Linked DNA regions of Homo sapiens: region 1 is linked to region 2. The links are chromatin loops, found by intact Hi-C in ENCODE. Cell type or tissue: Calu3. All regions are shown on one strand. Each heading gives the region's core, and the rest is flanking DNA. Links, peaks and the distances in the headings are about the cores only. Region 1 overlaps TGFB2 (transforming growth factor beta 2). Region 2 has its middle 30 kb from the start of LINC02869.

Region 1 (7,532 bases), core at 1,625-4,124, 83 kb before region 2:
ATAAAATCCATATCCAGTGTGCCAAGACAAATTTCAGAAAACCCCAAAACACAATTGTCTTGGTTTCTTGCTGGCTGTGTCTGTGCACACACAAATAGTAGCTAGTTTATTGCCCTCCAACCACTCGGTGGGTTGCTTGTCTTGCCACACTCTGGGGAATGGCTAATGAACCCCAAACTACTTCCTTCAAAGCTGGGGATGTCAGGAATGAGGGGCCACTACACATTCATTAAGCATGTCAGAAGTCCACACCAGTCACTGCTGAGCTGCAGGAAAAGTGCAGTCATTTCTGGAAAGGGAAATGAGGGGGTTTGTTCTCTTCATTCTGTGGGCTTGTGAATAAGAGCCAGGGGATACCACTGAGAACAGCAGCACTAGGCACCAATGTATGGGGATCTGAAAGACCCTGGGCAATACTGGTATTAGTAAAGTGCTTCTCACTGGGAAACTTTCACACTGGGTGAGCCCCCAGGTCTCCACATCAGGTGCGTTCTCTTAGGGAGTATCCGTGAAAATACTATGGCCTTGCATTAAAGTTTTTCAAGCTTTACTTCAAGGTCAAACTTATCTCTAGTGGAGGAGGAGCTGCTGCCTTGTTATTTTATTTGTATTTTGTTGCCACCACGCTCCATTGCATGTGTTGGTGTTTCTGCCTGGCGTGGTAGTCATACCTTCAACTCAGGACTCCTTTGCACAGAAGGCAGGATATTATACTGAAAAGCTTTGGATTCAAAGGCTAGCCTCACTTCGACTTTAGCCCAAAGTTATTTTACTTTCCTCACTCTTGATTTATTTTCTTTTCTTTTTCTTTTTTTTTTTTTTTGTTGAGATGGAGTCTCGCTCTGTCGCCCAGGCTGGAGTGCAGTGGCGCAATCTCGGCTCACTGCAAGCTCTGCCTCCTGGGTTCACACCATTCTCCTGCCTCAGCCTCCAGAGTAGCTGGGACTACAGGCGTCTGCCACCACACCTGGCTAATTTTGTTTTGTATTTTTAGTAGAGACGGGATTTCACCATGTTAGCCAGGATGGTCTCGATCTCCTGACCTCGTGATCCACCCACCTCGGCCTCCCAAAGTGCTGGGATTACAGGTGTGAGCCACCGCGCCAGGCCTTGATTTCTTTATCTGTGAAATGGGGATTAAAAAATGGCCTTTGCAGTGATGAAGTTAGTAAAGGTATTATAAAATGAGAAGGGGACATAAAATAGAATTCTGAGCCTGCAGTGAAATCAGGTCATTCTTTTTGGAGTAGGAAAGGTAGGATGGACATTTTTCATTCCTCTCTAGCTAGTTCATGACGCTGAGTAACCAGAAGGGAAGCCTGGTCAAGTGCATTGTGGTTAGACCATCATAGTCTAGGGCAGAAGTTCTCAAACTTGAGTGTAAAAAAGAATTGCCTACTATTCACCCAGTAGATCTAATATGGAACCAAGTAACAAGCATATTAATAAGCCTATCAGGTGATTTTGATGCAGGGGGTGAGTAAACAAATATCTAACTAACATAGTGGAATTTAGGGAAGAAAAACAATTTTTGGAGGCTCCATCGGTGGAGAGCATGATGTAATGGCAGAACTGGAAGTGGGCTGCCAGGCCATCTAGCTCACCCTGCCACCATATTCAGGAAGCCCCACTGCATCTTTTGGGACAGACTGCGCCTTGTGAGTACACAGGTTCTTCCAGGGAGGCCAGTGAGGTGTGATCTCTCACAACCTTGAAAGAGAGTGAGTTGTTTGGTTTCTTTTTTTTTTTTAATCTTCTAAATTTTTAGAAAATTATTTTTATATTGAGTCAAACTGTGGCTCCTTGGCTATATAGAAAGTAAGTCCCTGAAATCTTTGAAATCCCTTGAGATTTGATATCCCTAAGTCTTCCCTTCTTCAGTCTGAGTACTACCAGTTTCTTTCAGTGAGGGGTGCTGATCCTGGCTGTACATTTAAAATCATCTGAGGAACTTAAAACTAAGTCCACCCCAGTCAATTAACTAGACTTTTAGGGACTTCAACCCAGGCATCAAGATTTTCAAGTTCCTCCGTTGATTAAAATGTGCAGTCAAGGCAGACTACTACTGCAAATCATAGAGGAATCCTATTTTTCCAGTTTAAGAGCTTTAGAACTCTTCCTCTTTTCTCTGTCTTACTCTTTTTTTCTAGGTATAAAGCCTGATCCAAAGTTTAGGTGCTTGAGCCAGGTGCAGTGGCTCACGCCTGTAATCCCAGCACTTTGGGAGGCGGAGGCAGTGGATCACCTGAGGTCAGGAGTTTGAGACCAGCCTGGCCAACATGGTGAAATCCCGTCTCTACTAAAAATACAAAAAATTAGCCAGGCGTGGTGGCAGGCGCCTGTAATCCCAGCTACTCAGGAGGCTGAGACAGGTGAGTTGCGTGAACCCAAGAGGCGGAGGTTGCAGTGAGCTGAGATTGCGCCATTACACTCCAGCCTGGGCCACAGAGCAAGACTCCATCTAAAAAAAAAAAAAAAGGCCGGGCGCGGTGGCTTATGCCTGTAATCCCAGCACTTTGGGAGGCTAAGGCAGGCGGATCACGAGGTCAAGAGATTGAGACCATCCTGGCTAACACGGTGAAACCCCGTCTCTACTAAAAAATACAAAAAATTAGCCGGGCATGGTGGTGGGTGCCTGTAGTCCCAGCTACTCGGGAGGCTGAGGCAGGAGAATGGCGTGAACCCGGGAGGCTGAGCTTGCAGTGAGCCGAGATCGCGCCACTGCACTCCAACCTGTGCAACAGAGCGAGACTCCGTCTCAAAAAAAAAAAAAAAAAAAGTTTAGGTGCTCCTTTGTCTTTCTGTATTTCTTTGTAGATTTCTTTTCTTCTGTCGTATATTTCAGCAGTTCTGAAATGTTAGGGTACATAGGAATTGCTCAAGGAGTTTGCTAAAATGCAGACCACCATCCATACTCTTTAAGAAAGACTGTTATATAGGATCCATATATCCACTGCAATGAGCAGGAACCTGTGCTGCTTTGTAAGCCTCGTTTAGCTTTGCCTCTAGGAGGGGGACTAGCTTGGACTTGATGTTGAGGTAATCGGTGAGTACCTCAGGCAGGAGGATAAACAAAACCTCCAGGCCACTACCAATTCCGTTCATACCCACACCTTCTGTGTTTCACTTTGAACTACTGACCTTTCTGGCTTATCTTGGAAAATCCCCCACGAGGACACTGAGACCAGTGCTTGTCTGTCCTTGACAATTGTGGTCAGTGCTGACTCCAAGAAAGCTGATATTAAACACTAAAGCCTCCTTCTTCTTTTCCCCGGACTTTATCAATCTGCTTTTAATTGTTAACTAGGACTGGTTTCACCAGCTAGGAGTCAACCAGTATGTAGTCACACATTGGTTCTCAAACTTTGATGAAATGGTGCCATCAGACTTTCCTGGATGATTCACATTTATCACGGATTCCTAGGCAAGGCTGATGCCGTGGGCTGGGAGCCTCACTTTAAGAACCACTGCTTTAGCAAATACAGCAAATACCTATAGGTTCTTGACCCAAGCATTTCAACATTCACGCACTTTCTTCCTGCCAGTTTTGTGGTGTAACCAATCTAAGAGGGAATAAACAATAGATAGATGGCTGAAGCATTGCCCTCCTGAAGGGCTGAACCCTAGACATCATTGGGGGACTTCTTGCAAGCCTCAAATCTACATTCTGTTTCAGAGCTCATCACATATGAGTGACATTGTAAGACCTTTATTCAGTTTTGTTTTTTTATTAACCTTTAACTTTATTTTGAAATTATTTTATTTTATTTTATTTTATTTATTTATTTTTTATTTTATTTTTTGAGTTGGAGTCTTTCTCCGTCACCAGGCTGGAGTGCAGTGGTGCAATCTCGGCTCGCTGCAACCTCTGCCTCCCGGGTTCAAGCGATTCTCCTATCTCAGCCTCCCGAGTAGCTGGGGCTATAGACGCCTGCCACCACGCCCAGCTAATTTTTGTATTTTTAGTAGAGACGGGGTTTCACCATGTGGCCAGGATGGTCTTGATCTCTTGACCTCGCGATCTGCCTGCCTCAGCCTCCCACAGTGGTGGGATTACAGGCGTGAGCCACTGTGCCTGGATTATTTTAATTTTTTTTAGAGACAGGTCTCACTCTGTTGCCCAGGCTTCAGTGCAGTGACTCAGTCATGGCTCACTGTAGTCTCACCCTCTCAGGCTCAAGTGATCCTCCCACCTCAGCCTCCCAAGTAGGTGGGAGTTACAGGCACATGCCACATCACCCAGCTAATTTTTTATTTTTTAATAGAAATGGGGTCTTGTCTTGCTTTGTTGCCCAGGCTGGTCTCAAACTCCTAGCCTTAACCAATCCTCCCACTTTGGCCTCCCAGAGTGCTGGGATTTTAGGCATGAGCCACTGTGCCAGGCCTGAAACAATTTTAGACTCACAAGAAATTGCAAAAATAGTACAGAGAGTTCCTATATACCCTTCAACAGCTTCTCCTAATGATGATCACAACTGTAGTACGTTTTCAAAGGGGATGGATAACCCATTTACCATGATGTGATTATTAGGCATTGCATGCCTGTATCGAAGTATTTCATGTATCACATGAATATATACACCCTTACTAGGTAGCCACAAAAATTAAAAATTAAAAAAAATTAGTACATATAAAAACCGAAGAAATCCAAGCCTAGTTAATAGTATTGTACCAATGTCAATTAAACTTTTTAATAAAAATAGTCCTAATATGAACATTGTAGTGAAAGGTGAAATTGCTTGATGCAGAGCTGTTTAGTGGAAAGTTAGGATTTCTCTTGTCACCTTTTCTGATGGTCAGGTTTATAGTAAAACAGGTGAAATGTTAAAGGATAGTGGTGGGGAGTCTGTGAGAACTTTGGGGACTGGAATTGCTCCCTACTCAGTGGAAAGGAATTAGAGTATATAGCGTCATGTATAAACTGCCCCAGGACACTTAGCTCCTCCTGTTCTTTCTCTCCTCTTCTAATTTGGTCTGTCAGGCTATCAGAGCACTGTCTCTCGGGGGCATTCATGAAAGGCCCACTGACCACCTGGCAGTTCTGTTACGGTATGGGAAGGGAGGCAGGGAGGAAACTGTGTGGAAATTTGTGCTAGACCCAGCGCTCCAACTTTCCATCTGCTTACTTATAGAATCCTGACAATATGACCCAATACATATGAGGTAGAAAATTATTTACTTCATTATATAGATGAAGAAACAGGCTCAGAAAAGCCAGATAATATCCCTGTTGCCACAAAACTAGGAACTGGTTGATTCAGTTCAACCAGTTCATTCTTAACTGGATTAGAATTCAGATAGCCTTGAAGGTCCTTTAGTACTTAAGAATCCTATAACTATATGAGGCTTCGGCAGGGCTAGCTACAAAATTTGCAGAATCCTTTTTCAATATGAAAATATGGGGTCTCTTGTTCAAAAAAAAAAAGAAAAGGAGTACTATTGAAGATGCTAAAATATAAAACTTTTTCCTTTGTTCCATGGTCTCCCTCTCTCTGTCTCTCTCGCTCTCCAACTGTCACGGTGTTTTTTTATGTGCTGTTTGATATTGTGCTCACTTGGGCATGGGGATGCTCCCAGAGTGACAGGAGACTTTCATGGGGACCTGAGACCCTTGCCCTAAAACTTGGAACATGTAGTCCAGCAGCTGCTGGGGTCCCCCTGCCACAAGCCCACAAGATTGATAACACATTGAGCCAGGTATCTCCCTTCCCATGGGACTGCCACTTCAACCCATAGGGTTGCAAACTCTGCACTGGGATGTGCTTGGTACCTGGATTAAGAGGGTGCATGAAAATCTCAGAAATCACCCATTAAAGAACTCATTCATGTCACCAAAAAGCACCTGTACCCCAAAAAGTATTGAAAACATTTTAAAAAAAGGAGTGGGTGAGAGACGTGCTTCTACTGGGTTGCTCCCTGAACATATTGTGGCACTGCCAGCTTGTGGTGGGGACAGCTGCCACCAGGCTTTTTCCTGAAATGGCATGGGTTGTGTGCCTGACCCCAACTGTCATTGGGTGGAGGAAAACAGTGGCCACTGGGCGGGCCAGGGAAGGCAGGGTGAGATTGGGGACACCAGAAGGCAAGGGGTAGGAGGCAGAGAGTCCTGGGCAAGTGGACAGGTGACAGGAGGTGGGATGGCACAGGGCTGAGGTCCCCAGCCCTCTGTGCATGCTCCATTGTCCCATAAGACCTCGCTTACAAAGCATCAATTCAAAAATAAAATGATTGAGAATTTCAAGATGGTGACTAGAGAGGCCACAGAGCACTAAATTCAGGTATGAGACCTTTCTGAGGATGGAGACCCTGTGCCCCTGTGCTGGCCACACGCTCATGAAGTGGAGAAAAACTATAAGGAAAGATTTGTGAGTTCAAAATACTTACATACAATACGTTGGTAAATTTTTTGGAGCAGATACAAGTCAACATATAATGTTCATACAGTAGTATGTGATTAAGTGCTGTATTTAAGCTTTTTGTATACTGTTACTTTGGAAATTAGTGACTAGTTAGATTTTCTCAGGTTTTTTTTCTCTCCCTTCCGTCCCCAAAATATGGTTTTGCAGGCATGTGTGGCCAAGGTTGAGGTGAGGGGGACACCACTTGATGACATACTGGAATCTTCTATGTGCAAAATTTTCCCCGGGAGGAAGGCCCATGAGAAAGCCTGGGAGGAGGACCAGAATCAGCCTCCTGGTGTGAAATCCAAAGGGTTGAAGGAAAATCGATTTGATTGAACTGAAAAAGTAGGTCAGAAATTGAGAGAAGGAGCGGGCCAGGATGTGAGTGTGGATAAGTTGGCAAAGGTCAAACACAAGTACCTGACCACCTGGCAATGGAATAGGAACTGGGATGCGCATTACAGAGGACTTTAGCGAGAACTCCCATTCCAAAGGGGGAAATGAGTTCTTGGAGGAAGCAGAGGAAAAAGCTCCATCCCTCCAAGACTAAGCGGGTGGATCAGAGCTGCACAAGCCATTAAGCCCCTACCCCGGGCTCCCTCAGTGGAGGGCGGGAGCCTGCCGCGTCCCGACTGGGCATCAAGGGGCCTTTTTGGGTCTCCCTGCTCCGTGTATAGGGTGTTTATGAAGTAAAGGCAGGGTCAAAGACTGTGCTAGAGCAATTGACAGTAATTTTGTTGTTTCCAAATGAGGAGACATTTGGCCAGTTGCTCATGTTCCTCAGCCAGCCAGGGGGCTTGTGACCCAGAGCAGATGACAGCACAGGACAGCTGGCATCAACCCCTGGAAGGGGTAGTTGGTTCTTCAGTTGACAGTTTTTACCACACTCTCGTATGCTGGAGCAGGAGTACAGGCAGGGAAGGCTACCGGCTCCTCCCGGCCTGGTCGCTTCACCATGGTTACAACACCAAAGCAGTGGCTGATGGGGGCTGCTCAGCAGTCCTTTCACTGTGTGTGTTAGCTACTTCTACTTATAAAACAAGGACCAAAAATGCAGATTTGTGTTATTAGACAGTTGAAATATAAACAGCCTAAATGCTTATAAGAGCCAGAGGGGAGGAGGGCTGTTTG
Region 2 (7,532 bases), core at 2,861-5,360:
CTCAATTTTCCTTAACACATAGAATAAATATTTGATATTGAGTTATTTTGGTATTTTCAGCAACTTTTAAAATTATTTATTAAACTCCTAAATATCATCTTTATAAGATACTGTAGGAAACAAAAATTAGAAAATTCTTGAATACGATTATTATTGGTGTCTATTTTAAAGGCTAGTCATTTGTTAGTTTGAGATTCTGTGTCAACAGATATCAACGTGACGGCTGATCAACATGATGATCCTGTTAGAAAATACCATGAGTCCAGAGACACTTTTGTAATGAGTCATTGCTATTTAGCTTCTTCCACAAATGGTCTTAACTTGAGCAGGACTCTTAAACCAACAAATGTTAGTTGCTAGAAAGGCATTTGGATTTAACAAAGAAGATATTAATTGTTTTGCAGCTTCTATTAGCAGTTCTTTAACCTACAGCATAAAATTTGAAATCTGAAGGGGACTTAGAGACTGAGACAAGTCCTTATCCAGCATGTAACTCCCATCCCAAACTATCTAGAATTGTCTAGCCTCTTTTACTAACTGTTCACTAGAGATAGAATGTGAGCCAAAAAAGCAAACCACATATGTAATTTTAAATTTTCTAGTAGTCATGTTAAATAAGTAATCAGACATAGGTGAAATTGATTTTAATACTATATTTACCTCAATATGTTCAAACGATTACTACTTCAGCATGTGATCATTATAAGAATTAATGAGTGTATTATTTTGTTCTCACGTTGCTATAAAGAACTACCTGAGACTGGGTAATTTTATGAAGAAAAGAGGTTTAATTGACTGGCATTTCTGCAGGCCTAATAGGAAGCATGGTTGGAAGGCCTCGGGAAACATAATCATAGCAGAAGGGGAAGCAAACAGTTCTTTACTATGGCAGAGCAGGAGAGAGAGAGAGATAAGGGGGAGCCACTGCATACTTTTAAACCATCAGATCTCCTGAGAACGAACTCACTGTCACAAGAACAGCATGGGGGAAACTGCCCCCATAATCCAATCACCTCCCACCAGGTCTCGCCCCTGACACATGGGGATTACAATTCCAGATGAGATTTGGTTGGGGACATAGAGCCAAACCATATCAGCAAAGACACTTTTTTTTTTTTTTTTTTTTTTTTTTTTGAGATGGAGTCTCACTCTGTCACCAGGCTGGAGTGCAGTGGTGCGATCTTGGCTCACTGCAACCTCTGCCAACTGGGTTCAAGTGATTCTCCTGCCTCAGCCTCCTGAGTAGCTGGGATTACAGGCACGTGCCACCACGCCCAGCTAATATTTGTATTTTTAGTAGAGACGGGGTTTCACCATGTTGGCCAGGATGGTCTCGATCTCCTGACATCGTGATCTGCCCGCCTTGGACTCCCAAAGTGCTGGGATTACAGGCGTGAGCCACTGTGCCCAGCCATCGGTGAGATACCTTATATTTCTCTTTTTCATACCAAGTCTTCAAAATTCAGAGTGTATTTTACAACTAAAGTACATCTCAATTGGTACCAGCCATAATTCAGGTGCTAACTAGCCATATGTGGTTAGTGGACACTGTACTGGACAAGACAGTTTTATATAGTCACAGAGGAAGAATTCACTCCAGTACTCTCTGATTTTCCTCCAGAAACCCATTACGGTGTTAAACAGTTCTCAATATCGGAAAGTTCTTCCTTGTGTTGCACTAAAGCCTGCATACCATACTTTCCATTTCTACCTTAGTCTTTGTTCTACTTTCTCAATCATATTTTTAATACTACAGAAAATGTCATATTATAATAGCTTTCAGTAGTGGCAGTATATTGTGATATAACTCTCGTTACTTTCAAGTATTCTCTTCTTGAATCTCATTTCACCCTGGCTTACTTTTGAAATTGGAATTTTTAGATCAGCTACAGAATTTTCTACTCAGAGCTATTATACCCATTGCTCCAGAGTGACAAAGCTTCTTTTGGAACAGAATTCTTTCAACTAACTAATCAGGTATCCCTCTCAGCTTATTGTTTTCTATGTATCTATGTAGTCAACACACTGTCAGGATTCTCGTTTAATTCAGTGGTAAACACGTTGACTGAGATAAGGCATAAGACAGAGGAAGAGCCATCCATGGCTCACTCTGAGAATTCTTCTATGTTAAATGCCCTCCATAGTCATCCCACTTAGGATACAGTCATTCGACCAGTTACAAAGTCACCCATGGACTGGTCATCTCAGCCCACATTTCTTCATCTTCTCCACAAGGACATCATGACTCACCTTGTCAACTGTCCTTCCCAAACAGTCAAAGTTCTCAGTTGTCAGAACAGGAAATAAGTTCCTATTTCTTGCTTAATTCGTGAACCTCATGGTGGGCTTGGTCTGGAACCACATTTTTTCTTCTCCAGTGTTCTGTCACCTTTCATATTCTTCATAGTTCCTCAAAACAATTGCTAATGGTTCATGGTTCTCAGCTTTTGGTTTCTTATCTCAGGGATCTTATATAAAATAAATAGTTTTCACTCTATTTCAGCATAAATTATTTTCTATTGATATTTATTCTATGCTTTGGGTATAAAAGTTATTGTCACACATTCTGGTATAGGTTATATGACTATCAGTTTTTAAATAGTTTCCATGGTTAGTTTATGGAAACAGGTGTGTGTGTGTGTATTTTCCTGTCATTGCAAATTTCTACAGTTCGAAGTATCCTGTAATTAGGGTCATGAGAAAGTGTTTATTTCCTGGGTCAGAGGCAGAGAGAAAGCAAACTTTTTGCTATGGAAACCATGATTTCCAAGAGTCTACCAATACCACTTTCTATTTTCTTTATCTTTTTCTCCCCTACCAATTCACTTTTATTGGCAGCACTGGTTGTTCTACTATTCTCTTTCTATTATTCCAACTTGCTGATTCTCTTCAAGTTAAAGAGATGGGCATCAGTTTCTACTAACATGACCAATGGGTCTGAAGCTCTGTCTTTTTGGAAGCACAGAAAATCAACCACTCAGAAGCCCAGTGGAAGAATACAGTCTATTTCTCTAGCTCCTTTTGAAGTCAGGTCTTATGTGTGTCCCAAAGCTGGGTCATTTTGTTAGCTTATTATTGACTATATTGTTTTAATATTCTGCTTTGGTGTGTGTCTCATCTATTGTTTTGTGAACTCCTGGGCTATGTTATGTTAGGGGCTATATTTTTATCAATCTTTGCATTCTCTGTACCCTATGATTACTTAATAAGCACTTCATAAATAATGTGTTATGAGTGAATAAATTAATAAATGAATTGCTTATTTGACACACACACACAGTTTCCACTGGAAAGCTTCCTGTTGTGAAATACTTGTTACTTTGCTTGTCAACCCTATCCAACAATGTTGGATAGCTCTAATGATAGAAAGCTTTTATTTTGTATTAACCTAAATCTTACCCTCAGAACTTCCATTTTCCCATAGAAAACATCTTCTCTTTCCCAAGTATTTATTTTATGTATTAAACTGAAGGCTTCAGGCCTGACAAAGATAGCAATTTTGTTTTCAACAGGAAGTACTGTGCTTATTCCTTTGCTTGTTCAACCATCTTCATTCCAGTGGCATTCCAGTGGCAAGCTTCTGGCATGCCCACCACGCAGGTCATTTAGGGAGAAATCCAAATTCCATTTAGACACATTTTGAACTCCTCTAAATATTGTGCTTTCTCAGGCTTCCAGGGAGCCAGTGTTTATCACTGGATGAATACAGTTACAGAGAGATCAAGGACTTAGTTTATTCTGGGTCACATCCATTATAATGGCATAGTTTAGGCCAAGGAATCCTCTTGTCCCCAACAACTTTCCCAGGTCTAAGACTTACATTTTCTGCTGTGTTGCCCTCCTTTGAGGGATAAACCCATGTGGCCAGGCTGGGACTGCTCTTTCTTTATTCTAGAGCAGCAGGACTGCTTTGCGTAGCTAGCTCTTCCTCTCTCCTACACTCATTGCCAGACAATACAGTATGCAGAACCCAGCATCTGACACTCATACTTGGCTCAGGGCTGGTTTGTGAATCACATGTCAGAGCAGGACTTCAAATCTCATGTCCAACACAAAGAAAGATGACGCCAGTGCTTTGAAATGTCTTTAAACACGAAATATGTCAACTTAGTGACCCCTCAACTCTGTCCCCTCTCTCTCCCTTGCACTTTTTTTCAAGATGTTTAGAAACTGTGTCATCTTTGTTTCTGAAATATTGTTTTAGGATTAAGGTTTGTCAGCATCATGAATCTGCACTAAAAATACTGCAAGGAACATGAGACCATAATTATATCAGCTTTGATCACACTGATTCCACTAATTAAAAATTCCACTGAGAAGAGTGCTGCGGAATCATGTAAACCCTGTGAATTACCTAATAATGATAGAAATATTCAAAGCATTAGTGATTAATGAACAGATGTGAAGAGGCAATACAAGCTTATGGGAAACCATTTCTAATGATGATGTCAGCAAGGAACAATTTGCAGACATAATTACTGAAAAATTATCAGAGACTTCCTTGTCAAGTATTTTGTATGTTTATAAAGCTGTTGGTGACTCATTTTAGAAGTCTGGGAGACTTATTTGATTTGGAATCAGGATTTTATTATAGCTTAGCTGTTATGTAATAGTTTACTCAGACTGATGGGGAGATATTCTTCCATGTCAACATAACTTGTATGGTGTGCAATGAGATTTCCTTGTAGTTATTTCAGCAATTCATATCTGAATGCTTTCCCATATTTTCAGTCCTGAAGTATATTCTCAGTTTGTAAAATGGAGTGCAAGACAGGCTGTGAGATAGATTAATTGTTCAATGATTTATCACGAACTCTAACAGTTTACTACATTGGGACAAAGTTGTTTTGGTTTATAAAGCTGGTAGTGTCATATGGAATGGCTATCTCTGGCATGCCATAAATTCAATATATGAGTGTTTTGCCATACATATGTGTGCTTTACTGTGGTCAGTATCATAATTAGCCAAGCTTTACCCACATGCCCCAAAATTCCAATGCTTGAGAGCAAAGTCATCTGGATACAACTAGTTTTTATGTTGGCTGGGGAACTATTGTTTGATCAACATCTCTAGTTGCTAACTAGCGGTATTTCATTTGGAGTTTCCAAAACACTAATAGCAACCAGATAGATATTGTGTCTGTCCCTTGCCTCAAATTTTAATCATGTTGTTGTCTCCAGAACAATTCCAAAAGAAACATAGCCCGAAAAATGTGGTGCTTTCCAAGAAAGGTTGGGTGTTATCATTGCTCTGAAGGGGACAGTGTGGGGAAATAATTAAATAGGATAAGCAGGGAGGGCTCCCGTATTCCTTTCCTGGCTCTTCAACTGCCTAGCTGCTACTGTACCATTGTTAGTTTTTCTGGTTTCTCTCTAAATAAGTTTCTTTATCTAATGACTAAAGGAAGAAGAATTTAACCATGAGACTACATAATTAGCTTGAGTATTTGCCTACATGGGTTTATATGCAGATATGTGGATCTCATTTAAACACTTTTAAATGAATTTATTTTATTTATGTATTTATGTATTTATTTATTTATTTATTTATCTATTATTTATTTTGAGATGGAGTCTTGCTCTGTCCCCCAGGCTGAAGTGCAGTGGTGCGATCTCGGCTCACTGCAACTTCTGCCTTCTGGGTTCAAGCGATTCTTCTGCCTCAGCCTCCCAAGTAGCTGGGACTACAGGTGCACACCACCACGCTGGGCTAATGTTTGTATTTTTAGTAGAAATGGGGTTTCACCACATTGGCCAGGCTGGTTTCGAACTCCTGACCTCATGATCTGCTTGCCTTGTCCTCCCAAAATGCTGGGATGACAGGTGTGAGCCACTGTGCCTAGTCCGAATTTATTTATTTATTTATTTTATTTTTTGAGATGGAGTCTTGCTCTTTCACCTGGCTGGAATGCAGTGGCATGATCTCAGCTCACTGCAACTTCCGCCTCTGGGGTTCAAGCGATTCCCCTGCCTCAGCCTCCCAAGTAGCTGGGATTACAGGCACGTGACACCACGCCCAGCTATTTTTTTTTTTTTTTTTTTTGTATTTTAGTAAAGATGGGGTTTCACTATGTTGGCCAAGATGGTCTTGATTTCCTGACCTTGTGATCCACCTGACTCAGCCTTCCAAAGTGCTGGGATTACAGGTGTGAGCCACTGCACCCGGCCCCAAATTTATTTTATCACTTTATACTCTATTTGATAGTCATTTCTGTCTATGCTGTATATATTAACACAGAGAGGAGGAAGAGTGGAAGTATGGGATAATGGAAGGTAGAATTTAAAGCAGCAGAAAAAAGAAAGGCACTTTTTCCATTGAATAAATGAAGGTCAATAATATATTTTGGATGATAGGTACATAATTCTTCAACACTAACAACAGAAATGCCTCTGTTTTATAGTAATGAGTAACGAAGAGTATTTTATGATCCAGAAAAGTCACAGTACAAAGGCACTATTTCCTTTTGGCTGGTTTTTAGTTTTCAATCAACAAAGCTTCTATTTTAATTCCTGAAGTACACACTGTGATGCAAGAAGGCCCCAAGAGGAAGAAATTCTGCTTCCTTTTGGCATCTTTTGGAAATTCTTTAACGCAGTGATGCAACTCTATTATTTCATGGTGAACATCTGTAGATCCACGTAATACTTTGTGGCATAAGGCTGAGTGAGAACAAGTGTCCAAGGACCTCTAGTCAGTGTTCCATATACACAGTCAGAAATCAAATGTACTTTGTTGGCCAGGTGCGGTGGCTCACGCCTGTAATCCTAGCATTTTGGGAGGCTGAGGTGGGCTGATCACTTGGGGTCAGGAGTCCGAGACCAGCCTGGCCAACATGGTGAAACCCCGTCTCCACTAACAATACAACAATTAGCTGGGCATGGTGGCGCATGCCTGTAATCCCAGCTACTCGGGAGGCCGAGGCAGGAGAAGTGCTTGAACTCAGGAGGTGGAGATTGCAGTGAGCCATTGCACTCCAACCTGGGCAACAGAGCAGGACTCCATCTCAAAAAAAAACAGGAATAAAGAAATAAAATGTACTTTGTAACTTAGGAGGATGGGCTGGCGAGGTGGATAACAGCATAATCATCAACTTTCAGGAGCTGTTAGAGAATTGAAGTTCAGTCAAGGACAAAAGAGAATAACCAGATTAGTGTTGGAGACAAGAAAGGAGGTTCAGTTTATTGACTGTGTATGAATGCGACTCTGCCTCCCAGTGGTTTTTATTATCCACTTCCATGGATATTTCTTCTTTCTCTCTGATGATCCCATTTTCACTTGATCTTTGTTTGGAGGTTGAACAAGACAAATAATAATAATAATAAAAATAGCAGTTAACCTTTCCTGAGTCTTCACTATGTGGATAACATTTTACTAAATGATTTAATGTATGACTTCATTCAGTCCTTTCAACAGCCTTATGAATTTGTATTATCACTCCCATTTTAAAGATGAAGAAACTGAGGCTTAGAGAGTGACTTGCCTAAAGTCACCAAGCTAGTCAGTGGCAGAAAGGGATTCAAACTCAAGCAAT

Evidence for each region. Peaks named below come from ENCODE experiments on the same cell type or tissue, not always from the same donor. Only the 100,000 strongest peaks of a DNase experiment are listed, where the experiment ranks them.
Region 1: it touches region 2 in a loop (3-fold over the local background); 5 of 110 quality-filtered maps call a loop at or near these places.

Annotation. Positions count from the first base shown.
Region 1 is chr1:218,394,804-218,402,335 of GRCh38, forward strand. The region is part of intron 1 of TGFB2 (transforming growth factor beta 2); the gene reads left to right. Among named protein-coding and RNA genes, the nearest start is that of TGFB2-OT1, 44 kb to the right of the region's middle. In Calu3, for the core only: no CTCF peak of the experiment used is centred there; a DNase peak (open chromatin) is centred at 3,148.
Region 2 is chr1:218,476,306-218,483,837 of GRCh38, forward strand. No RefSeq gene overlaps it. Among named protein-coding and RNA genes, the nearest start is that of LINC02869, 30 kb to the right of the region's middle. In Calu3, for the core only: no CTCF peak of the experiment used is centred there; a DNase peak (open chromatin) is centred at 3,968.